Linked DNA regions of Mus musculus: regions 1, 2, 3 and 5 are each linked to region 4. A link is a loop called in an ENCODE intact Hi-C map of the cell type or tissue named here. Cell type or tissue: left cerebral cortex. All regions are shown on one strand. Region 1 holds the start of Fah (fumarylacetoacetate hydrolase). Region 2 overlaps Fah (fumarylacetoacetate hydrolase). Region 3 has its middle 59 kb from the start of Olfr291. Region 4 overlaps 2610206C17Rik (RIKEN cDNA 2610206C17 gene). Region 5 holds the start of Zfand6 (zinc finger, AN1-type domain 6).

Region 1 (5,000 bases), 140 kb before region 4:
TCACATTCCCTAGACATGTCCAGGAAAATGTACCTAGAAACTCTCAAATTATTATTACGAATAAAAAAGAAACGGCACGGTGGCACACACCTTTAATCCCAGCACTTAGGATACAGAGGCAGGCAATCTCTGAGTTCAAGGTAAACCTGGTCTACAGATTTAGTTCCATGACAGCCAGGGCTACACAGGGAAACCCTGTCTCAACAACAACAACAACAACAACAACCCCCAAAACCCACCACTACCATCAAGTCCCCCAAATAAAACCAAGATAGTAATGGTGATGATGTATGATGTCTAAAAAGTCTCTAACTATTGAAGGACAGTAACTTCAGATTCCCCTGGGAAAGCAACCCACTTACTACCTAGTCCAGTTCTCTCAACGTGCCTGACTGCACAAATGTCCCTGCCTAACCCACTGGAATTCCCAGAAAAGGCTGAGAGCATGTCTGCTGAGGGCAAAGTATCAGAAGAGGCCAGAGGGAGTATTCTACTTCCACAAGGCGGTTGGTTGGCTCAGGTTAAGGCTCCACACACCTCAAACGTGGAAAGGACAACAAGTTAACTCTGTGTCCTTGCAACATCTAGTCATGCCTGGTGGTTGTGAAAGCATTACCTGACTCTTCTGACCAAGGCAATCTGCACAGGCAGGATATGAAAGGACAACAGATGTGGAGAAAGCTATACACTGCCAGGAACCACTTCCTTTCTTTCTTCCTTTTGCTGGTGCATGCCAGCCAAGTACTTTAGAACAATGCTACCTGTCTGTACTGGCAAAGATATTCATACTCCTTTTATGGTGCAAACAGTTCCTACACACAAAGCTGAATCAACACTATAAACAAGCAAAATAAATAAAACAAAAACAAACAAACAACCCTCCCCCCAAAAGCTCAAGCAGAAAATAGCACAAACATTTCAGAGTGATATGCGTTGCCCACCCAAGGATAGGATAGATAACTCAGCTCCACTAAACCATTTGCAAAGATTTCTTTCAAGTCAGACTATGTGTACAAGTCAAAGTTCATTTCTCCTGCCCCATGAGACCTGTGGTTAGTTCAGTGAATGCCTAGCAGTTCACTCTAGAGCAGAAAGAATTTAGGTTAGAGGTAAAAGAAGCCTGTGTCTTAGACCGAAGTTTCTAGGCCAGGAAGTGCTCAGAGGAGTTGCTCGAAATTATGGGAGTCAGCTGGTACTTTCGAGGTTACAGGGTTAAGGACTAAGCAGTGAAGTGAACGACCACCCGCGTTTTGTAAGGAAATTATGCGTCCGTTTTTGGGTCACAATCGCTTAGGCCTGCTGCCCAGGCAGGGGTGATAGCTCCCATTTCTCTATGCTCTGGTTCTTGCACAGGCCCATATATACCCACATATACTTAATTTCCGTAACGTGCACAGCTATGGGTCCTGAGCGGCACTGTAGCCACAGGCGCTCTCCCCGAGGCTCTGGAGAAACTGACCAGAACTCCCACCTCCCGGCTCCCGAGCCCAAAAATCGATGCTCACGTTGCTTTGAGTGGAGAAAACACCATAGGGCAGGTTTTGGATGGGAAAGTCGGAGTCCTCGGCCACTGGAATAAAGGACATGCTGACGAGCACCGGGCAGCAGAGCCCACGGCGGGTAGGGGGTTGGCTAACGGGACTATGCTTAGGGCAAGGATCAGACTAGCCGAGGGCCTTTAGATTCAGGGACCGCCCCGAACCCCGGGCTGCCCTTCCTCCAGCCAATACCCGGTACCACCTGGCACACACCCCTACCCGCCCCACTGGGACCGCCTCCCCACCCTAGTGATTCTTTTAGCACCCGCCCCGGAACCGCCCCACACCCTTCCCTCCTTCCCTACCCTGGGTCCACCCTCCGTACTATCCAGCACCCGCCCCGGGCCACCCCATTCCCACGCCTCTCGACTGTTCCGCATCCTTCCTGGCCAGCCCCTGCCTTGGAACCACCCGGTACCCGCCCTGAGACCACCCCGTTTTCTTCTCGGGCGACCTCTACGAGTCCAGGACCGCCTCATCGGTCTGGATATACAAGACATTCTCCTCATCCTCCCTAGATGTGCCCGGAGCCCTGGGATCTTCCCGCCTTCGCCCCGCCCCAGATGTGCCCGGAGTCCTGGGGTCACCCCACCCTCATCCTGCCCCCGAGATCCCGTCGTGTCCACGCCCTGCCTTTCCCCCTCACCCCACCCCCCCCCATCTCCATCCCGGAACTGTCAGACCGTTCCGCCCCTATGTCTAAACCTCCCCCTTCCGGGTCCAGCACCTGGATCCAGGTATTGGTCTCACCTAAAATGCCCAAGACCCAAAGCCCCGCCCCAGTAGGTGCTTTATTTCCATAATCTCTGAGGCCTCGCCCTTTTGCAAAACCGCCCAGCCTCCCTTATGAGCCAAGCTTTTTCCCTGACCCCACCTCCAGAATGCAAATTGGGATCCACCCAGTGACCCCATTCTTTTGTCTGGGACTGCCTCTGGCTCCTGTGGTGTCACTGGATACTGCAGAGGATTTGTCCCCAGTTCATCTGCCTGTGTAGCCTTGCTCAGTCAGGGTCCAGAGACCTTGCCCTGAGCACTGGTGAAAGATGGAGTTGGAGCCAGCGTCTAGAAGTGTGACACGCCTGCGTTAACGTCTTGGTGTTCTGCCTGTGCTTTCTTCCGTACAGTACTAGTGGGGAAGGGGGTCTACTTCACAGTAGAAACAAGAATTCGATTAGTTAATGATAGTTGACTTCCAAATGAAAGAGCGGGAGGAAGACCTATGGACTCTGGGACCAGAGATGTTAGAAGTTTGGCTAGTTACTGACTAGAAACGTGGGCGTCCATGATAAAGTGAGATCTCACGGGAGTACCCCGCAGACTGGGGCCGTGTTCGTGCAAATGCTTCAGAAACACAATCTGATAAAATAAAAACGGGTTATTTAAATTCTTTTTTGTATTGTGGAGACATGACTTATGGCCTAAACTGTGATCTATTTTAGAGAAAGCTCTGCTGAGAATTTGTGCTTTCTGGCTGTTGGAGGGTGTAATGTTTAATATTGTCAACTTCACTATCATATTTAGAATCACCATGGAATCACATCTCCACGTGTCTGTGTGTTTCCAAAAGGTTAAATGAATGTATGCAGCATCACCTCTTGGACTGGAGGCCTTGAATAAATGATAGGAACATGGAGTTGGATAGCTGTATTCATCTTCTTCTGCTTCCAGGCTGTGATTTAGTGTGATCAGCCTTCTCCCCAACCCTGCGTCATGCCCTCCTAGTTCCCTTCCCTAGTATGGAGGGCCTGTATCGCCTCAAACTATAAGCTTAATCTTTCCACCCTTAAATACTTCTTGTCAAGTATTTGGTCACAGCAATGAGAGTAGTAATGAATACAGATGGAATATTCTGGAGATGTTTGTTAGGTTGGTTTAATCTAAATTGAACTCTAAATCTACTTTATTGAGTTTTAGTCTGTATGACCTACCTACTGATGAGAATGGCGTAGCAAAATCACCCAAGATAATTGTATTGGAATCTGTTCTTATTAAATCATTGGTGTTTGTTTTATAAAACGGAGAGCTCTATCCAAACTTTAGTGCATGCTTATGATTGTTATATTTATGATTTTTATTAATCTGTAAAGTAATCTTTTTATTAACAAGTAGTGCCTTAGTCTTTTCTAGTTTTGGTTTGACATCTACTTTATCAATTATCAGAATAGCAAAGTCTACTTCTATTCATTTGGTAAACTGAGTGGTGCCAGACAGGTATATTTCTTGAAAACAAGAGACAGTTGAATCTTGTTTTTTAGTCCCATCAACAAGTATACCTCTTTGAACTGAGAAAGATGATTTACTTTAGGTAATTGCTATAATCATTATTATTATTTGTTTTTTGGAGTCAAGGTTCTCCTTGTGGTGCTGAGGCTGCTCTGGAACTCACTAAGTAGTCCAGGCTAGTTTCAAAGTTGTGGCTACCTTTCTACGGGCATCATCATGCCTAACAATTCAGGCTATTATTGAGGCATACTAATGCCTATAAATTTTGTAGTGTTTTTTCTGATAGGTTGGGGTGTTCATTTTTCCCCATTTGAATTCGGAGTTTGCTTACTTACTGTGTTGGGCACAATAGATAGTTCCCTAGTTCTCCTTTGCTAACATATTCCTCTCATGAAATTTATTCTTTACTGTGTTTGGCTTGCTTCTTTCACTCTGTGTTCAGGATTCTCCAAGTATACTCTGTAGTGCTGCTGGCTTAGTGGTCATTAATTGCTATTATTTGTCCTTGTCTGAAATGACCATATTCTCCCATCAGTTTTAAAAGATAGTTTTGATAGGTTAGCAGTTATTTAATTCAGGATTTGAAATCTCTCATTCCATGCTTTTCTGACTTTCCAGGTTTTCTGTTGAGAGGGTCTGATGTTATTTTGATACATTTGTTTTTGTAGCTTGATACTTTTTTCTTCTTTCAGTGTTGTTTCTTTTGTACTTTTGTACATTGTATAATGAATTTCTCAGGGCAATGCCCCTTGCATTTGTTTTTCATGTAGTATCAATTTTTTTCCCTGTAATTTCATTAAGCACATTCTCTGTGTTTTTAGTTACTTCAGACCCTTCCACCCCATGGATTCTTAGATTTGGTTTCTTATTTACCAGAGTTCTTGTAAGTTGTGTCATGTTTTACCTCTTTTCTTCCTTCCTTCCTTCCTTCCTTCCTTCCTTCCTTCCTTCCTTTTTCTTTCTCTCTCTTCCACCCTCCCTTTTTTCTTTCTTTCTCCTCTCTCTCTCTCTCTCTCTCTCTCTCTCTCTCTCTCTCTCTCTCTCTCTCTCTTTCAGCATTTCTTTAATCCCAGCACTTGGGAGGTAGAGGCAGGTGGATCTCTGTCAGTTTGAAACCAGCTTGGTTTATGTAGTGAGTTTTAGGCCAGTCATGGCTACATAGTGAGATTCTATCTCAAAACAAACAAAACTCTCAATTCTCTTGCTGAATTTCTTATCCATTTTGTTTACTTTTTCATC
Region 2 (5,000 bases), 150 kb before region 4:
CTGATGTGTCATTCCACTCCCAGAGGAATAGAATATCTCCTATTCCTGTCACGTTCTTCCCTTCCACAAAGCAGTCTGATGGCCTCCAAACTCACCTTAAAGTTAGACCTGCAGATGGTAGCCGCCTGGCTCATTCCTTCTCCTGTCAGAAATTGAGAAGTAATACTTATACAGATTTAGTCCTGCTGACCAGGAAGAAAACTGCTTCCAGCTCTCTCATGAACATGACACCTGCCCCTTCCTAGTTACAGGTTCTGTTCAGGATCAGTTTCCTTAATCATCACCATCATCTATAAAACCAAAGCTGTAGTTTCCCTGTTTCACAGATGACAAACTAAGGTATTGTTTGGTACTTGCCCAAGCTCCAAAGCTGGACAAGAGTAGAGCTGAGACCTTCACCACGGCCTGCGTAGTAGGCCCCTCACATCACAGCTTGGCCTGTAAAGCCAGCCCCTCACACCACAGCTTAGTTGCAGACTAGCTCAGTGGAGGTAGGCCATCAACATGGCTCCCTAGTCTGCCCAGGATATGGCTCACGATCAAGCCCTACTTCTCATTCTCATGAGCCCGTGAGATCAGGCTTTTAAACAGGTGTTTAAAGAAATGTACCACATATCTGGGTTACAGTGTAAGGTAGGTGGCAGTGATAGAGGTAGACGCTGGCTAGAAGGTTGCAGAGTCCAACACAGGGTGGAGGACAAGGCCTCCCCTGTAGGACAATGCATCCCAACTGGAGGATGGCCCTCACACTCTTCTTTCTTTACAAGAGCCCCACACAGCCTCCAGGCTGGAACAGGTGCCTCTAGTTCCACCCAGCAATGCTCAGGATCCGCTGGGGCAATGGAGCCTGGCTGTGCCTGCCTGCTGAGCCTAGGCAATACCACTCACCCATCACATACCTTTCAAAGAGACAGACAGGTTGATATCAAATGTGTAGGGCTGGCTGTGGCAGAGATATGGCAAGGGCTTGGGGTCCTAAAAGGCAAGAGCACATCAAAGCTGTAGCTGTCAGTGGGGGCTGAGTTCCCAGCAGCCTCTGCTCTCCAATACAGAGTGTGACATATGGCAGCAGTGACAGATGTGAACTGGAGAAGTCCTGTACACTGCCCTTGGTCAGAAGGTCACACATGCCACACTTGAGAAAATAAGCTGATGGGTGAATGTACAGAGAAATAGGTTAGAGATCACAGGAAGTAACAATGCTTCAGGAAGCTGAGGGAGGATAGACTTGGGAGGGGGACAATGAGAGGTCAGAGATTGGCCACAGAACCTGTAAGGAAAAGCTAGGACAATAGTGAGGGCAAGGTGGATGCCCTGGAAGGCAGAGTCCCTGGCAGCAGTGAAGCTGGCAGCCATCTTTGGTGCTGGAACAGCTGGGAAGGCCATTGATGTCCAGGCAGAGTGCTGCACATTGAACAAACAGTGTTGTTCCAAAATACAACACAAAAATCATTTAGCAGGACATAAGATAACTCTGGGTAGTCTGAACGACTATGCGTTTTTAATGGTGACAGTGTGACCAGTGATGCTTGTGGGGAGTACAGCTCCTTCCCAGTGTACTAAGGGTTAAATTAGAAACTACTTTAGAGAAAACCCTGCTGATTCGTTGGGAAGGGGCAGGAATGGTGACAGCTGTACTTAAACAGTCCTTGGGAAGGATGGAGGCAGTCAGCATCCAATCATCTCTGTGAAGATAGAGCTGGGCGAAGGACTGTGAAGGAGGATGGGGACCATTAAAGCAGGAGCCCAACAGGTCCTGGGTGGCCAGAAGATGAGAAGGACAGTGGAGGGACAGAGACAAAGAGGAGGGAGACCACCAGAGGGGAGACGTGGGTGCTGTGGTGGGAAGTGTTGGGGAAGATCCAAGGAGACAGAATGGAACTGCAGGGACTTTTATGAAGAACCAATTTGCAGGGGAAAGTCCCAAGAGTGTTCATGCATAAAATGACATGGATGGGTGAGGGAGAAAGTGCAGCAGTACACAGCTGGTGAGACAATGCCAGGGAGAGTGTGGGGAGGGAAGGCAGGGAGCCAGGAGCAGAGCAGAGCCCTCTGGAGATTTAGACCCAGAGATGTGGGAGGACCAGATAGGTCATTTACCAGAGCCGTGTTTGAGAGAAGTTAGGGCCTTCAAGGCATTGGCCATAAGAGCTGGGTGACTGTAATGAAGGGGTGGGATATTGCACTGGGAACCCTGTTGGACACACACACACACACACACACACACACACACACACACACACACACACCTTTTCCCTTATAGCCTCTATTCCAAAATGCATTCTGCAAATTAGACTCTAGAGGGAGCCATTGCACAAAACAAAATGCAGGATCCACCAAGCATCACCATGTCTCAGTATCAGAGGGCAACAGGAAAGGGCGGAAGCCGGAACTTAGAGCAGAGTTTTCAGCAGAAGGGTGCTTACCTGCTTTGGGTTTGGCACCACAAAGGGCATGAGGGCATCCATAGGCACCACCCACGGGGAGATTGTGGTTCCAAAGCTTTTCCCCAGGAATGGCCCAAGTGGGACGTACTCCCATTGCTGGATGTCTCGTGCTATGAAAAGACAGCAAGCTTAGGTCTCACCGTGGCTTACAGACTCACTCCAAGCTGCTTCCTGTCCTTGACCTACATGGACCTCTCTACATGGCTCTGGCCAACCAGATCTCCCAGGGAACAAACAGAAAGGTATTCAGTATGAAGACAGAGGTCCTTGGAGGTGCTGTGCTAGGGAACAATGAAGGATGACAGGACAGTCCCTACCAAGGGCCTGAATGGGGGAAGGCCCTCTCCTGAGATTTCTGGACCCACTTCCTCTTACACATGGTATCAGGGTGTAGAGCTGGGACTCAGATGCTGGGCTGATGAATAGTAAGGCTCAATTCAGCCACTGACTAAAATCCCTCCATGTACAGCTCTTCATCAGCAGCTGATGGTGCTGGCAACAGTGAGTGGAGTGTGTAGGGCTTGATAAAGCTTTAGGTTCTGTCAGCTCCATCCTTCCACTTATGAGAAAGCTACTCAGGGAAGCTGTGACTGCCCCACACCCACAGAGTCAGAAGTCTGCATGGTATCACCCCTGTAGTACTTAGGCCTCCTGTCCCATACCCAACTCCTGTGTGTGCCCCTAAGAACAGAACATCAGAGGAAGCTGGGCCACCAGGCATTACCGCTCCAGTCGTTCATGAGGACCATCCCGAAAATGTGTTCATGGGCTTTGGAAATGGGGATTGGCTCTCCGAATCTGTTCCCAGGGCCTACGAAGAAAGCCTGCCATGGAGAAAGTTGGTAAGAATCTAGATGACCCGATGCTCTGGGTCACTGTGGCTTACAGAGCAAAGGGAAAATATTTTCAAAGTTCAACCAGGGACTAGGGCTGCCTGAGGACCTGGCATTACTTCCCTGGGTCTCTAAGGTGGGAAGTCTACTCACATGAGCCCTTTCCCCCCTAGCCCCAGGGCACCCCAGGCCTTTCTGATTCTTCCTCTGTATTCCAGGCTCCATACCCTCACATCTGACAGTATATGACACTTGTAAAGAATGAAAACATCAGGGGTGCTCATTCCAGGAGGATTGACAAGTTGACTTCACAGCCCTACCTATCCCAAAAGGAATGGCATCTGTCCAATAGCCATGGACCAAGAGAACATCTAGCAATCATGTCTAAGGGAAACTAAGTGCGGGGGAGAAGGAATTCCTTGAGCAGTACAGAATCATCTACGTTCATGGCTAGGGTCACTGTTTTATTTGTCCTTGAGATAGGGTTTAAACAGTGCAAAATCTTCAAGATACACACACACACACACACACACACACACACACACACAGAGAGAGAGAGAGAGAGAGAGAGAGAGAGGGAGAGAGAGAGAGAGAGAGAGAGAGAGCTGAGGGCACCGAGGCATGAAGGACCCCATCTCTTTCAAATTCAGGGGATCTCCACCTCATTTCTCACAACTACATATGAGTCTTCAGCACTCTCAAAATAAAGTGCTTAATTTAAATAAAGAGTGGAGCCTTAGTGTGGGTCTTTCTAAAGTGATAGAGGCCCTGCCACCGGGCCTTGATGCTTGCTGTTCATGTGACATTGTATAAAATCACCATGAATGTGACAGAAAAAAGGTGGACCGGTGCTCCCACAAGATGCAACAAGCTGGGTTTTCATAGTCTCTGGCTACAACACTCACCATATTTTACCTCTTTCTGTTAAAGATAGCTGACATAGTGTTGGCTCAACAACACTGTATTCCCCAACAACAGCTACAACTTAGGTATGAATGAGGCTTTTCTAACACTTGTTAGAATTGCCCTCCTGCAGTTAGGGAACCACAATGGACCTCCACTTGGGAGGCATTGTAAATAATAAAAGTAGTTCAAATGTGGAAAATATGTGGAGAAAAAAAACCAAAAATATAGCATGTTTTTATAGCATGAGACCTGAAACACGAAGACAGGGAGCCTGGTGTGACCTCAACTGGGGACAAATGTGTGTATCAGGAGACTCAAATTTTCCACTTCTCTGTGTGGCAATGACTTGTGTTAATATTTGGGTTGCAAATAAGTTTCAGCAAGTGGGAGAATTCACAAACACAGAATCTGAAGAAAGAACATCAACTGCATTCAGTGGTCACATGGGGACATGGGCTGCTATTTGTGGCCAAACAGGTGTGAAGTGCCGCCCCAGAAAGAGAGCTTTACTGCCACAGCGCTTTGTAGATCCCATTCAACAAAATTCCACACAGAACTCACCATTTCCAACTCCATGTCTAAGAGTCTGCAGGCACCATACACAGGAGGCTTTGCTGGAAAGATGGCAGATAAAAGCAACCATCAATACCAGGCTACAGAGCTCATAGCAATAGAGAGTGGAATTAGGGTACTGGAGTCACTTACAGTTATCAGGTCTCATCTGCCCCATGGGTCTTCGAATCGGGGTTCCAGATACCACAATGGAGGAAGCTCGGCCATGGTATCCCACAGGTAAGTGGAGCCTGATAAAGGA
Region 3 (5,000 bases), 45 kb after region 4:
TGAGAATTCTTTGTTCAGTTCTGAGCCCCATTTTTTAATGGGGTTATTTGATTTTCTAAAGTCTACCTTCTTGAGTTCTTTATATATGTTGGATATTAGTCCCCTATCTGATTTAGGATAGGTAAAGATCCTTTCCCAATCTGTTGGTGGTCTTTTTGTCTTATTGACGGTGTCTTTTGCCTTGCAGAAGCTTTGGAGTTTCATGAGGTCCCATTTGTTAATTCTTGATCTTACAGCACAAGCCATTGCTGTTCTGTTCAGGAATTTTTCCCCTGTGCCCATATCTTCAAGGCTTTTCCCCACTTTCTCCTCTATAAGTTTCAGTGTCTCTGGTTTTATGTGAAGTTCCTTGATCCACTTAGATTTGACCTTAGTACAAGGAGATAGGTATGGATCGATTCGCATTCTTCTACATGATAACTAGTTGTGTCAGCACCATTTGTTGAAAATGCTGTCTTTTTTTTTTCCACTGGATATTTTTAGCTCCCTTGTCGAAGATCAAGTGACCATAGGTGTGTGGGTTCATTTCTGGGTCTTCAATTCTATTCCATTGGTCTACTTGTCTGTCAGTATACCAGTACCAGGCAGTTTTTATCACAATTGCTCTGTAGTAAAGCTTTAGGTCAGGCATGGTGATTCCACCAGAGGTTCTTTTATCCTTGAGAAGAGTTTTTGCTATCCTAGGTTTTTTGTTATTCCAGATGAATTTGCAGATTGCTCTTTCTAATTCGTTGAAGAATTGAGTTGGAATTTTGATGGGGATTGCATTGAATCTGTAGATTGCTTTTGGTAAGATAGCCATTTTTACAATGTTGATCCTGCCAATCCATGAGCATGGGAGATCTTTCTGTCTTCTGAGATCTTCTTTAATTTCTTTCTTCAGAGACTTGAAGTTTTTATCATACAGATCTTTCACTTCCTTAGTTAGAGTCATGCCAAGATATTTTATATTATTTGTGACTATGAGAAGGGTGTTGTTTTTCTAATTTCTTTTTTAGCCTGTTTATTCTTTGTGTAGAGAAAGGCCATTGACTTGCTTGAGTTAATTTTATATCCAGCTACTTCACCGAAGCTGTTTATCAGGTTTAGGAGTTCTCTGGTGAATTTTTAGGGTCACTTATATATACTATCATATCATCTGCAAAAAGTGATATTTTGACTTCCTCTTTTCCAATTTGTATCCTCTTGATCTCCTTTTTGTCAAATTGCTCTGGCAAATACTTCACGTACTATGTTGAAGAGGTAGGGAGAAAGTGGGCAGCCTTGTCTAGTCCCTGATTTTAGTGGGATTGCTTCCAGGTTCTCACCATTTACTTTGATGTTGGCTACTGGTTTGCTGTATATTGCTTTTATCATGCTTAGATATGGGCCTTGAATTCCTGATCTTTCCAAGACTTTTATCATGAATGGGTGTTGGATCCTGTCAAATGCTTTCTCTGCATCTAACGAGATGATCATGTGGTTTTTGTGTTTGAGTTTGTTTATATAATGCATTACATTGATGGATTTTTATATATTAAACCATCCCTGCATCCCTGGAATAAAACCTACTTGGTCAGGATGGATGATTGCTTTAATGTGTTCTTGGATTCAGTTAGCGAGAATTTTATTGAGTATTTTTGCATCGATATTCAAAAGGGAAATTGGTCTGAAGTTCTCTATCTTTGTTGGATCTTTCTGTGGTTTAGGTATCAGAGTAATTGTGGCTTCATAAAATGAGTTGGGTAGAGTACCTTCTACTTCTATTTTGTGAAATAGTTTGTGCAGAACTGGAATTAGATCTTCTTTGAAGGTCTGATAGAACTCTGCACTAAACCTGTCTGGTCCTGGGCTTTTTTTTGCTTGGGAGACTATTAATAACTGCTTCTATTTCTTTAGGGGATATGGTACTGTTTAGATCGTTAACTTGATCCTGATTTAAATTTGGTACCTGGTATCTGTCCAGAAATTTGTCCATTTCGTCCAGGTTTTCCAGTTTTGTTGAGTATAGCCTTTTGTAGAATGATCTGATGGTGTTTTGGATTTCTTCAGGATCTGTTGTTATGTCTCTCTTTTCATTTCTGATTTTGTTAATTAGGATTTTGTTCCTGTGCCCTCTAGTGAGTCTAGCTAAGGGATGTCTATCTTGTTGATTTTCTCAAAGAACCAACTCCTCGTTTGGTTAATTCTTTGAATAGTTCTTGTTTCCACTTGGTTGATTTCACCCCTCAGTTTGATTATTTCCTGCCGTCTACTTCTCTTGGGTGAATTTTCTTCCTTTTTTTTCTCTAGCTTTTAGATGTGATGTCAAGCTGCTAGTGTGTGCTCTCTCCAGTTTCTTCTTGGAGGCACTCAGAGCTATGAGTTTCCCTCTTAGAAATGCTTTCATTGTGTCCCATAGGTTTGGGTATGTTGTGGCTTCATTTTCATTAAACTCTAAAAAGTCTTTAATTTCTTTTTTTATTCCATCCTTGACCAAGGTATCATTGAGAAGAGTGTTATTCAGTTTCCACGTGAAAGTTGGCTTTCCATTATTTACGTTGTTTTTGAAGATCACCCTTAGTCCATGGTGGTCTGATAGGATGCATGGGACAATTTCAGTATTTTTGTATCTGTTGAGGCCTGTTTTATGACCAATTATGTGGTCAATTTTGGAGAAGGTCCCGTGAGGTGCTGAGAAGAAGGTATATCCTTTTGTTTTAGGATAAAATGTTCTGTAGATATCTGTTAAGTCCATTTGTTTCATCACTTCTGTTAGTTTCACTGTGTCCCTGTTTAGTTTCTGTTTCCACGATCTGTCTATTGATGAAAGTGGTGTGTTGAAGTCTCCCACTATTATTGTGTGAGGTGCAATGTGAGGCACGAATTTCAAGGCATTTTAAAATTAGGAGGATCCTCCCTCCTTCCCTGCAAAGCCAGAAAGACCAAACTGGAGAGTTAAATAGAAAACAGCAAGTTCAGTACAGAACAACAGTCTAGTCTTTGTCTGTCTTAGAAAATCCTAGGGCTCCACCTAGTGTCTAGCTCCTTTAGAATTTGAGCACTAAACTAGAGCTAAGATGTTGAGCTGGTGGAGGTTAGGGGGTGTTAAAGAAGAAGTCTCTGTACTAATACTCTGCAGTTTTTAATTACTATTGGTCTTCAGTATAGCTTGAGGTCAGGGATGGTAATTCCTTCAGAAGTTCTTTTAATGTTAAGAATTATTTTCACTATCTTGGGTCTTCTGTTTTTCCATATGAAGTTGAGATTTGCTCTTTTCACATCTGTGAAGAATTGTGTTGGAATCTTCATGGAGATTGCATTGAATCTGTAGATTGTTTTTGGTCGTATGACCACTTTTACTTTGGCTATTGGTTAATCTTACCAATACATGAGTGTGGGAGATTGCTACATTTTCTGAGTTCTTCAATTTCTTTCTTGAGAGACTTGAAGTTCTTGTCATACAGAACTTTTGCTTGTTTGATTAGAGTTACACAAAGATATTTTCTGTTATTTGAGCCTATTGTGAGGGGTGTTTCCCCATTTTCTTTCTCAGCCTGTTTATCATTTGTATAAAGGAAGGCTATTGATTTGTTTGAGTTAATTTTATATCCAGTCCCTTTTCTGAAGTTGTTTATCAGCTGTAGAAGTTTTCTGGTAGAATTTTTTTTTGGTTGCTTATGTATAATATCATATCATCTGCAAATAGTGATACCTTGACTTCTTTTTTTCGAATTTGTTTCCCCTTGATCTCCTTTTGTTGTCTGATTGCTCTAACTAGAACTTTGAGTACTATATTGAATAGATTCAGGAAGAATGGGAAGCCTTGTCTTGTCCCTGATTGCTTTAAATATCTCTCCATTTAATTTGATATTGGTTTTCTGAATATTGCTTTTATTATGTTTAGGTATGAGCCTTGAATTCCTGACCTCTGCAGTACTTTTAACATGAAGGGTTGTTGTATTTTGCAAATGTTTTTTCATCATATAATGAGATGATCATGTGAATTTTTCCTTGTTTATATAGTGGATTACGTTAATGGATAGTACAGGGACAGACAAATTGATCAATGAAATAGAATAAGACACAGAAATAAACCCACATACTTATGGACACTTGGTCTTTGACAAAGAAGCCAAAAACATATATAATGGAAAAAAGAAAGCATCTTTAGGAAATTGTGCTGGTCTAATGGGCAGTCGGTATGTAGAGTTCTGTTCAGGAAATTTCCCCTGTTCTGATATGTTCAAGGCTCCTTCCCACTTTCTCTTCTATTAGATTCAGTGTATCTGGTTTTATGTGGAGGTCCTTGATCCACTTGTACTTGAGCTTTGTACAAGGAGATAAGAATGGATCAATTTGCATTCTTCTACATGCTAACCACCAGTTGAACCAGCACCATTTGTTGAAAATGCTGTCTTTTTTTCCACTGGATGGCTTTGGCTTCTTTGTCAAAGATCACTTAACCATAGGTGTGTAGATTTAATTCTGGGTCTTCAATTCCATGCCATTGATCTATCTGACTGTCTCTGTGCCAATACCATGCTGTCTTTGTTTGTTTGTTTGTTTGTATCAGTATTGCTCTGTAGTATAGCTTGAGGTCAGGGATGGTGATTTTCCCAGAAGGTCTCTTATTGTTGAGAACTATCCTGGTGCTTCTGTTATGCCAGATGAATTGGAGAATCGCTCCTTTTATCTCTGTGAAGAATTGAGTTCACATTTTGGGGATTTTATTGAATCTTAGATTGCTTGTGGCTGACAGGAGCCTGGTATGGCTATCCTCTGAGAGGCTCTGACAGAGCCTGACCAATACAGATTTGGATGCTTGTAGCCAACTGAGCAAGACTGAGCAAGGGGACCCCAATGGAGGAGTTAGAGGAAGGAATGAAGGAGCTGAAAGGGTTTGCAATCCCATAGAAAGAACAAAAGTATCAACCAGCCAGACCCCCACCCCCCCAACAGAGCTTACGGGGACACCAACCAAAGAGTACTCATGGAGGGACCCATGACTCCAGCTGCTTAAGTAGCAGAGGATTGCCTTA
Region 4 (5,000 bases):
TGAAACTGGTAGTACATTCCTGTAAGTTTAGAACTCAGGAAGTAGAGGTGATGGCAGGATCAGTTCAAGGTCATTCTCAGGGATACAGCAAGTAGCCAGGCTGGGCTACTCAAGACCCTGTCTTAAAAAGCCCATAAGAAGATGCATTGTTTCTAAGACATGGGTCTTTCTACAACAGTGGCGGTGACTTAGCAAAGTGATTATTTGACAGAGGCAAAAGCCAGATGGACAAACACTAATTTATAATGAATTTATAAAGGAAGTAAAACTTTTAAATGATCAAAACTAATCTTGTGCTGTGTATGTCATCCCTGGGGAAGCCGGGGCAGCAGAAGTTTAAGGATATTGTCAGTTGCATAGTCAGTGCAAGGCTAGGCTAGGCTATAGGAGATGATGTTTCAAGAGACCAAAAAACCAGACAAAAAGTACTCTTGAGAGTAGATGTTGCCAACTAATTAGACAAAGCCTAACTTCTTATTTTCTAAGACCCACAGTCCTGAACACACCAAGGCTTCCCCATTATTACCACAATACTATATGTGAAACTCAACCATAGTAATATCCCAGCAGAGGGTAGGTTGGTTGCTATACAGAACCCATGGATAGTCCTGGTTCTAGATCTCGCCTAGTGTTGTAGATTAGGGAGCCCCACCCCACCCCACCCAAGCCAAACAGCGACTGAACTAAGGGCTCATCTATTACCTGTGGAGAGTGAATAGTATGAAAAGTGAAGTAAAAAGGCTAAGGATGAGAAGCCGAGGGCAGGAAGAGGAACTGGAAAAAGTCAGAAGCCCATACTCTCAACTGTCAGGCCATGAAGAGTCAAAATGAAGACAACAATCTGTTTAGGGTAGTAGTCCTGTCCTCAATAATGTGGAGGCATAAGGAGAAAGAGGCAATCCATCCTGGGGGGCGAGAACACCATAGCTCCTGTCCTGTGCCTGGGGCTGACTCACTGATGCTCTGAGCCTCTGCTCTCTGTCCTGAGGCAGGCAGGTTGGGGTGGAACAGGGAAGTTGGGAAAACCTGCTGTATGCAGACTGTCTGCCTTAAGATAACTGATTCAGTTCAGGGATCACGCTGCTTCTGTCCAGTGTAAACAAGCAGCTGGCTTCTCAGAACTCTGGCACTGCTTCCCTTGCCATCTTCCCCTGACCAGTCACACCAAGTCTGAGTCACCCTGAGGTTTGGTCTGACACTCTGAGGATGTGGGCTCACAAGTAAATCCTTGAAATACCTGGCATCTATCTGCATTTCCTACAATAACTCACTAAGGTAAACATTTCTTTGGGGGCCAGAACAAAGGCTCAGCAGGTAAAACCTCTTGCAGTATAAGCCTGATGATCTGAGCTCTGTTCTCAGAATTCACATAAAGGTGGAAGGAGAGAACTAACTCCCACAGTTTATACCCTCACCTCCATGTGTGCACTGTGGTACTCATATGTGTACACTTGTACACACACACACACACACACACAATCACAATAAAAAATTTTTGATTCATTACAATTATTCTTAGCATATCTCTACTATAAAATGCATATTTATTGGAAATACATCTCTGAATGAGATAGGTGGAACAGTAAACATTATTAATATTTTATTTACTTATATGTCCATGGGTAAAGTTTTTAATTTTTTTGCTAGGGTTTAGCATAAATTCTCATTCTGTTTTTTATGATCAGCAGTGAGATTTTTTTAAAAAACTAAATAAGGAAACAAGAATGGAAGTTTTGTTATATTTAATTGATAATCTGTCAAAAACCAAAAACCCTGAAAACTTCCCATAATGACAAAATTGCTTTTGATGATTATCCACTTATTATTTGACTGGTTCCTAGTGTCATCCTGGTGTGTGCTCAAACAGGGAACTCTCTTTTGCTTTGGCATCCAGAAAGTTCCAGGCCTCTAAGGGAAGATATCAAGATGTTCAGATGTGGAGTAGAACACGGGAAAAGAAAACTACTATTCAGCTTTTTATACACTGGCTCATTCACAGGCATGACAAAACAAGTTGCGTGGGGACCCTCTAGGGTTTAGTGGAATGTCTTAGTACCCTTACAAGCTTGGGTTATATCTGCACCTGGCTTTTATAAGAAGTCCTTGGCACTTCTTCATGGTATTGCAGGGTCCACTGTTAGAAGCTTAAAGTCAAAATCTAGGATTTGGGTTAGGACTGTCCAATGCCCATCTACTTACTATCTTTTACCCCCACCCTTCAGGACTGAGTTCAACCTCTTCCAAGACTGCAGGGCCATAAAAAGATTCATGACTCCCTACCTCCAGCCCACACCTTGCCAATGTTCCGGCCCTACTGCCTTGGCTCCCTGGAAAGAATGCATCTCAAGCCGCAGGATCCTTGGCTATCTGGCATTTAACATGTCTCTCTAGTGTTTCTTACCAGAGCCATTGTGTCTCTCACCTACTTACTTCTGAGGTTCCCCATTCACGGACCACTGGTTACTGCGGGCAGACAGATTCTTTTCATGTTCATTTCCCATTCTCCCTCCCTCTCTCACTCTTCCCCACTCCCATCCTCTCTGTCTCCCATTCCCGTCTTTCCACTTTTTTTTTTCCCAGTAGGAAAAAGGATAGTTTATTAAGGAAACAGAAACAAATGAGCTTGGAAATATGCCAGAGGTGAGCTGAGCGAGTCCAGGCGGCTCTTTCTAAAGAATAGACTTGCCTTGCCTCAAGCCCCAGGGCTCACAGGCTGGGGTTTACTGAGCCTTTGAATGACCCTCAGTGACCTGTCCTGCCAGTCTTCCACCCGCTCCCTTTCTGCCTGCTTGTTGATTACATTCTACTCAATTTGAAACAGGGCGTTTTTTTTTCCCCCCAGATTCTGTTTGCTTTCCTCCCTCATCCGTATGCCTGGATCATTTATCCATGCCCGCTTCCAGCCTGGCAAACTCCTACACAAGCTGAAGCGTCAGCTCCCTGTAATCTCCTCCGAGAAGCTTTCCAACTCGCCCAAGGTGTTCCTGGCTATCAGCTAACTTGGCACACGCGGATAGGATTTTCAGGCATTTTCCTGTCTCCTTCACTAGAGGGAGTAATTCAAGGGCTGTACCGTCCCTCCCCAAATTCCAGTGAAAGAGCTCTTTGTGACGGAGGACGTTTGTTGCAGACACAGCCCTCACTGGCCTGCAGGTGTTTCCAGAGAAGAGTTGTCTTCTCTGGATTTTTGTTCCCGACCAAGCATTTGGTGTTGACCTGAAGCATTTCCCAGTCCGGCGTTCAGGAATTCTTACTGAAAAGGACCCTGATCTGAAAAGGTTGCGCTCTTCTAATGCACTTCCACTTGAGAACACGAGATGGCACCCGTGAAGAGGAAGAGCTGTTAGGCTGGCCCTGGACAGTTTCTTTCTTTCTTTCTTTCTTTCTTTCTTTCTTTCTTTCTTTCTTTCTTTCTTTCTTTCTTTCTTTCTTTCTTTCTTTCTTTCTTTCTTTCTTTCTTTCTTTCTTTCTTTCTTTCTTTCTTTCTTTCTTTCTTTCTTTCCTTCCTTCCTTCCTTCCTTCCTTCTTTCTTTCTTTCTTTCTTTCTTTCTTTCTTTCTTTCTTTCTCTCTCTCTTTCTCTCGTTCTCTCTCTCGTTCTTTCTGTCTTTCTTTTTCTTTCTTATCTCTTTCTTTCTCTCTTCCTTTCTCTTTCTTTCTTTCTTTCTCTCTCTTTCCCTTTCTTTCTTTCTTTCTCTCTCTCTTTCTCTCTCTCTCGTTCTTTCTTTCTGTCTTTCTTTTCTCTCTCTTTCTTTCTCCCTTCCTCCTTTCTTTCTCTTTCTTTCTTTCTTTCTCTCTTTCTCTCTCTCTCGTTCTTTCTTTCTGTCTTTCTTTTCTCTCTCTTTCTTTCTCCCTTCCTCCTTTCTTTCTTTCTTTCTTTCTTTCTTTCTTTCTTTCTTTCTTTCTTTCTTTCTTTCTTTTTTCCTTTTCTGGATTAGTCTATATGCAACTAATTTGAGATGATGAACCACAATTTATTCTGACACCTTCCCTTCTCTCTCCCTAAACTCACTTTCTATCCTCTTCCTGTACAAAAGAAAACCTGAGCTATCTAGCTCTAAAGAGTTATTTTTGCTTAAAAGCTAAAATTAAAACTCTGTGCTGTGAAACTTTGCTCTCTAAGCATGGTGTAGTGGCTATTCCTGGTTGTCAACTTGACAATATTTGGAATGAACTACAATCCGGAATTGGAAGGCTCACCAGTGACCCTTATCTGGAGGCTTGGAGATCCTTATCTGGATCTTGGTTTGAAGATCTTGAGCCATAGTGGCTATGGATTCCAGAAGATTGAATCTCCGAGTTTAAGGAACACACCCTTAATCTGGGCTACGCCTTTCATCTGGGATTAAAGGTGTGGTGGAACACACCTTTAATCTGGGCTCCACCTTCTGCTGGAGACAATATAAGGACATTGGAAGAAGGGAGTCTAGCTCTTGCTCTTGCTCCTTCGCCTGCTTGCTGCGTGAGACTGAGTAACTGCTAGATCCTTGGACTTCCATTCACAGCTGCGACTGAATCATTGTTGGGAATTGGGCTGCCGACTGTAAGTCATCAATAAATTCCTTTACTATTTAGAAATTATCCATAAGTTCTGTGACTCTAGAGAACCCTGACTAATACACATGGGTATTGGAGTCTTGCTGTCAGAGCACCTGTGATTATCTACACCAAACATTGGGCCCACTAACCCTTTTTTATGAGGACAAGGAGGTCTTAACAGGACCCTGCCTTTCCCTGAGGATGTATAAACTGGTATAGCCGTAGATAAGTTGTTGGATTCCCTGTAGATCAGTGGTTCTTAGCCTTCCTTACGCTGTGAACCTTCCTCACATTGTGGTGAGCCCATCCATAAAATCACTTTCATTGCTACTTCATAGCTTGCTACTGTTACGAATTGTAATGTAAATATCGAATATCCAAGATATCTGATGTGTATCCTCTGCCTCCAGAGTGTCAAGACTCACAGGTTGAGAACCACTACTGTAGATAATTCCATCACCCT
Region 5 (5,000 bases), 60 kb before region 4:
TGTCAGTGTGATTTGTAGTAAAATATAGAACTAAGTTTTAAAAGCAGAAGCAACTACACTATAAAAACAAAACATCTGCAAGCTACAAACATCAAAAAAATGCCCCCTAGCCAGATGTGGTGGCACACGCCTTTAATCCTATCACTGGAGACAGTTGACTGGGGGAATCTCTATGAGTTCCAGGCCAGCCTAGTCTATATAGAGAGTTCTAGGCTTTATAGTGAGACCCTATCTAAAAAAATTAAAAAGCTCCTCTCTCATGCCTTCAACAAGTTATTCAAAGCATACACACACATGCGCGCACACACACACACACACACACACACACACACACACAAAGGAGCAAAATTAAAAAATTAAAGACATTTGTCTAGAGCAAACCCTAGGACATTCTTAAACCTAAAAAATACTTCAATGTGTGGTTGACAAGTCTTGAAAAACTTAGTACACTCACATAGTCTTCTCAAAAGTGGCGGAGGGTCACGTGGGTCCTAATGTTTCCCTTAAAGGATCTGCTCTCTGACACTCTCCCTCCAACAAAGCCTGTGCCAACTAGGCAGACAAAGCTTACTCCAAGTTTCTTTTGCAAGACGGACGGTTTTAAGGCAAAGAAGACTCCTCAATAACCTGCCAGAGACTGCAGGGAGGGGAGGAGTGGTGGAGAACAGACAGGGTGGCTTCACAAAACATGGAGTTTTCTCCCACTTGCTGGTTTTGCCCTGAGAAGTACCAAAGGGTGCCAAACTTTCCACAGCCGGTTTGAAGGGATTCGGTGTAGAGATTAACAGAAATCTTAGTTCCTCATGCAAACATAGCAACTAGGAACCAGTCACAAGAACAGTGAGTCTTCCTGATTAAAGGAAGGAAGCAGAATCGTAACGTTTTCATCTCTATTTTATTACTGATTGCCTACAACTTTCTACCACGATCTACAGTATTTACTTTTCGACAGGCAACTTGGGCAACAACAGCTGCAAGAAGAAAAGTTCCCAGAGTACACTTGTTAGAAGCAAAACAAGAAACACCATCGAAACACTGGGGTGAAGGGAGGAACACAGCATTAAGAAACAATGAAATGGATGAACCACAACCATACACTATCTGTCCAAAGTTCAAAGGGCAAGGAACCTAAAGTGACACTGTTTGAAGAGATTAGTGTGTGACAAAACTAATTTTTAAAAGGCTAGAGAATGAGCAAATCCACCGAGTCTAGAATGTTTATTTACCTCAGTAAGAAACAGTAAACTGGGTTAGGCCAGATAAGAAACTCGTGAACACATACAAGTTTGAGTAATGTTCTAGTTCTGGCTCTGGAGTGAGGAGTCTGAAAGTTTATGTTTTCTCTCTTTATAGTACATTGTGTTGTGTATTCTCCCAGGACTGACCATTACTTTAAAAACTTTGTGATATAACTCATATTGTGAGTTTTGACATTAACACAGGAAAGTATGGCTGCAGTCAAAACAGCAATCAAGCCTGAAATTTTCCTATCTGTGCCTATTACCCCTCTTACATGTTTGTCTCCCCGCCCCACCCCACCCCCACCCCGAGACAGGGTTTCTCTGTGTAGCCCTGGCTGTCCTGGAACTCACTGTGTAGAACAGGCTGGAATCCGCCTGCCTCTGCCTCCCAAGTGCTGGGATTAAAGGCGTGCGCCACCACGCCCGGCTTACGTGTTTTTTAAATGTTAAAAAAAAAAAAAAAAAAAGGAAAAAGGAAAAATTAAGACAATGTCTTTTCTCCATTTAAATGTTCATGGTTTACCAAAAAATTGTCCCCGCAGGCCTGGAAATAATACATAAAACAGCAATTGCCATAAAATACTTCATAAATAATCTCAAAAGCCTACGTGGCATTTTAATTAGGAAAAGGATAAATTTCGAATATAGTTTGAAAGTGACGTTTAATTTCGGTTTTCGGAACCACTAGGTGCTGACTACCAAGCTAGTTAGCATGCACGGCTTGGAGGTGACCCCAAGGCCCCAGTTCCCACAAACGCCTGACAATTCTGGATGATGATGGCAAATCACTGAGTTCTGATAGAGTTAGATTGACTTCAGACGCCACACTCCGTGTAGCTTGTTTACGCATCCAACAGTGAGAAACTTGAAAACGCTCTCAGAGGAGCAGAGAGCTTGGAATCCCGGAGACTCCCTCTGAGCCTTCTCTAGCCTCAGCCTACCAAAGGGACGTGAGGACGCTGCCCGGCGTGCGGCAGCTGCTCCGGACTGGCCCCAGGCGCGCCCACCCCGACCCCGAGCTCAGCGCGCGCCCGGGGAGCCCGGGACCGCGCCCCACCGGGACCGCGCCCTCCGCTCGCCACTGCGAGGCCACCTGCTGCGCCGCCCGCCGCTTCCGGCTCCCAGGCCGCCCGGAGGCTGCGCCCACCGCTGCCCGCACTCCTCACCTGGCGGCGGCCCTCTCCGCCGGACGCGCTGCCGCCGCCGCCTCTCGCCGCCGCTGAGAGTGAGGACAGGTGAGGCCGCCAAACCCCCACTCGCTCCCGGCCCGCCGCCGCCGGCCCTCCGTCCGCTGTTTATTAAACTTTTCTGTTTGGCTGCTCGGCCTGTGACGCGGCCTCAAGGGAGCGCCCGCGATTGGCTCTCAACGCGCGCTGACGCGGCAGTCCCAGCCCGCTGCCTAATTATGACCGGCCCGGGCGGGGCCGCGGGCCGGAGGCGGCGTGGGGGCGGGGCCGGATCTCGGAGAGTGCTATTATTGGTCAAGGCATTTGAGGGGCGTGGCACAGAGGCGCTGCTTTTCTCTCGGCCACGCCCCTGCCTCGGCCAGGTCAGCGGGCTAGGTTAGCTTTTTGATGTTGCCTCAGGAGCAAGAGGGCTCTGGTGCAGACTTGGGGGACGGCGAGGGGATGGGGTGTCTGATGACGTAGCTCCGGGCTCTGCATCCTCCCAGGGATAGACTACCCTTGTCTAGAGCTGGTGTTCCACCTGCGTAGTTTGAGAGACGACATAGATTGAGATTCTGTTGCCCAGGCCCCTAGAAGACCAGGAGGGCCAGCCCAAAGTGCCAGGTCTGAACTCTGCCCTGTCCTGAACCACGATTTACAGAGAGCGAGACCTGAGGCGTGTGTGCTCGCTTGTGTAATACACACCTACACGCCTGGACTCGGGAAGCCCCCTGGACCTTCTCGCGGAAGCGGTAGATTCTAGTCCAGCAGCCCTGCACAGGTTGTGCGGGAGAAGTGGGGGACAGCTCTCCTGAGATTTCCCCAGCCCAAACAGGATTGCCTAGAGTCCTGTCTTTATTTGAAATTATGTTATTTTGTTAGTCTTGGGGTTGTGCCTTTTGGTGTTTTACAATGTTTATCTTTGTCACTGTGCTCTCTTTACCTATTTCCCTGAAATTTCTGCCCTATTTTTACAGTAATAGGGGCTCATGGTCACAAGGTTGAGATACGGCTAACCATGTGTGGTTTGGGCTGCTTTCTGTAATCCTGTAGAATAAGGAGGAGACAGAATAGAGGACATGGTGGAGGTCAGGTAGAATTCTTTGAAGAAAAGGTGGCATTTGAAAAATTCTTATGACTTCATGGAAAACGAAAGGAAGTGTTCCTGAAGAGGGCTTGGGAGAAACACACAATGCTCTTGTGAGGTGACAGACAAGTTTCTGGGGCAGGATATTCTAAAATAAATCACCAAAGCTAAGCCTGGCCAGCCACCGTGGCCCAGGCCTTTATACTTTCAGCATGGAGAGGCAAAGAAAAATATACCTCTGTGAGTACTAGGTCAGCCTGGTGGATATAGCAAGTTCCAGGGTGACCAGAGCTAAGTAGTGAAACCCAGGGCCAAATAAAATAAAGCTAAGCCTGCTGTTCGAAACCAGAGCAGAACAGAAGGTCCCTACCCAGGGCCTAAGGGTGTTTTTGAGGCACATTCAACCCATTCAAAATTTATATTTAAGGTTGGAGTAATGATTCAGCAGTTAAGAGCACTTACTGCTCTTGTAGTGGTCTTAGGTTGGGTTCCCAGCATCTGCGTGGTGGCTCACAACTGTCAAAACACTCATACACTTGAAAATAAATCTTTAAAGCCAGGTGTGGAGACTCACACCTTTAAACTCAATACTAGGGAGGCAGAGGCAGGTTGATCTCTGTGAGTTCAAGGCCCATCTGATCTACATAGTGAGTTTCCAGACAGGCAAGGCTATGTACAAAACCAAAACCAAAACAACAACAACAACAACAACAACAACACACACACACACACACACACACACTTAGAAACATGGGCTAAAACATCGAGAGGATTTTGCCCAAGAAGATGATCTGTAATAGGGGAGACAAGGCTATAGATAGACTGGGAACGGTTTGAGGTTCAATTATGGCAGGCCTAAAAGGTCAAAGCGAGTAGTTATTTTATTTAGTAACATATAAGAACTTCTTAGACATGAGGAGGGAAGGAAAAGGAAGGGTGGATGGATCCTGACAGCTAAAAGATGCTGCAAGTGTCAGGAATCATTTTCCAGCCTGGAATTCTTTTAGGGTTCACTAGTTTCTGGCCGTTGGGAAGGAAAATTATATGAGAAGAATGTAGAATTTCGTCTAGGGTTTAAATTGTTGCTCAGGCACTTTTTGACTTACTACATTGAGCCATCTCTAATCTTTCTATGTCCTAAGTTTAGTGAGTGATGAAAAGATTTTTCCACCTCTAGAGAGGTAATTCTAATGGAGGGCATGCAAATAAACCTAATAGCAAACATCTGTATGCTGTGAATTATAAGGTGATATGTGACCTAGATGGAGAAGGTAACTATATAAACAGATGCTTGAAGGCTGTTGGACCAGGGACAGTAGTCAGGATAGGCCCCATGGGGAAGAGTAGGTTTAAATAAAATAAGTGGTTAGAGTATCTTGGTGGAGATTCCAGTGTGAGGGATTAATAAGGACCATTCTCAAGCCAGAAACATAGAAAAGGCTTAAGTTAGTGGATCCTGTGACCTGGGAAGATGAAGTTGTGAATCAGGTGGACCTGTGAGGTAAT

The links. Hi-C counts contacts between places; a loop is a spot of excess contacts. Peaks named below come from ENCODE experiments on the same cell type or tissue, not always from the same donor. Only the 100,000 strongest peaks of a DNase experiment are listed, where the experiment ranks them.
Region 1: it touches region 4 in a loop (4-fold over the local background); 27 of 42 quality-filtered maps call a loop at or near these places.
Region 2: a loop joins it to region 4, with 5 times the contacts of the local background. A loop is called at or near these places in 27 of 42 quality-filtered maps.
Region 3: a loop joins it to region 4, with 2.1 times the contacts of the local background. A loop is called at or near these places in 5 of 42 quality-filtered maps.
Region 5: a loop joins it to region 4, with 6 times the contacts of the local background. A loop is called at or near these places in 8 of 42 quality-filtered maps.

The regions. Positions count from the first base shown.
Region 1 is chr7:84,604,138-84,609,137 of GRCm38, forward strand. Fah (fumarylacetoacetate hydrolase) reads right to left here and starts at 1,805. Exons shown (of 14, transcript NM_010176.4): 1 at 1,506-1,805. The coding sequence starts at 1,586. In left cerebral cortex, a CTCF peak has its summit at 2,430; DNase peaks (open chromatin) are centred at 1,815, 2,444 and 2,845; H3K4me3 peaks cover 1,956 bases; H3K27ac peaks cover 1,787 bases.
Region 2 is chr7:84,592,287-84,597,286 of GRCm38, forward strand. Fah (fumarylacetoacetate hydrolase) reads right to left here. Exons shown (of 14, transcript NM_010176.4): 6 at 4,892-4,989; 7 at 4,748-4,800; 8 at 3,172-3,271; 9 at 2,427-2,557; 10 at 900-975; 11 at 96-142. Among named protein-coding and RNA genes, the nearest start is that of Fah, 11 kb to the right of the region's middle. In left cerebral cortex, a CTCF peak has its summit at 2,308 (motif pointing right); a DNase peak (open chromatin) is centred at 2,348.
Region 3 is chr7:84,791,864-84,796,863 of GRCm38, forward strand. No RefSeq gene overlaps it. Among named protein-coding and RNA genes, the nearest start is that of Olfr291, 59 kb to the right of the region's middle. In left cerebral cortex, a CTCF peak has its summit at 3,010 (motif pointing left); a DNase peak (open chromatin) is centred at 2,983.
Region 4 is chr7:84,746,921-84,751,920 of GRCm38, forward strand. All of the region lies in intron 2 of 2610206C17Rik (RIKEN cDNA 2610206C17 gene), which reads left to right. Among named protein-coding and RNA genes, the nearest start is that of Zfand6, 59 kb to the left of the region's middle. In left cerebral cortex, CTCF peaks have their summits at 3,074 and 3,275 (motif pointing right); DNase peaks (open chromatin) are centred at 3,033 and 3,260; H3K4me3 peaks cover 693 bases; H3K27ac peaks cover 170 bases.
Region 5 is chr7:84,687,339-84,692,338 of GRCm38, forward strand. Zfand6 (zinc finger, AN1-type domain 6) reads right to left here and starts at 2,619. Exons shown (of 7, transcript NM_001360578.1): 1 at 2,408-2,619. It overlaps 2610206C17Rik (RIKEN cDNA 2610206C17 gene), which reads left to right and starts at 2,302. Exons shown (of 5, transcript NR_038175.1): 1 at 2,302-2,476. In left cerebral cortex, a CTCF peak has its summit at 1,957; a DNase peak (open chromatin) is centred at 2,659; H3K4me3 peaks cover 1,925 bases; H3K27ac peaks cover 1,078 bases.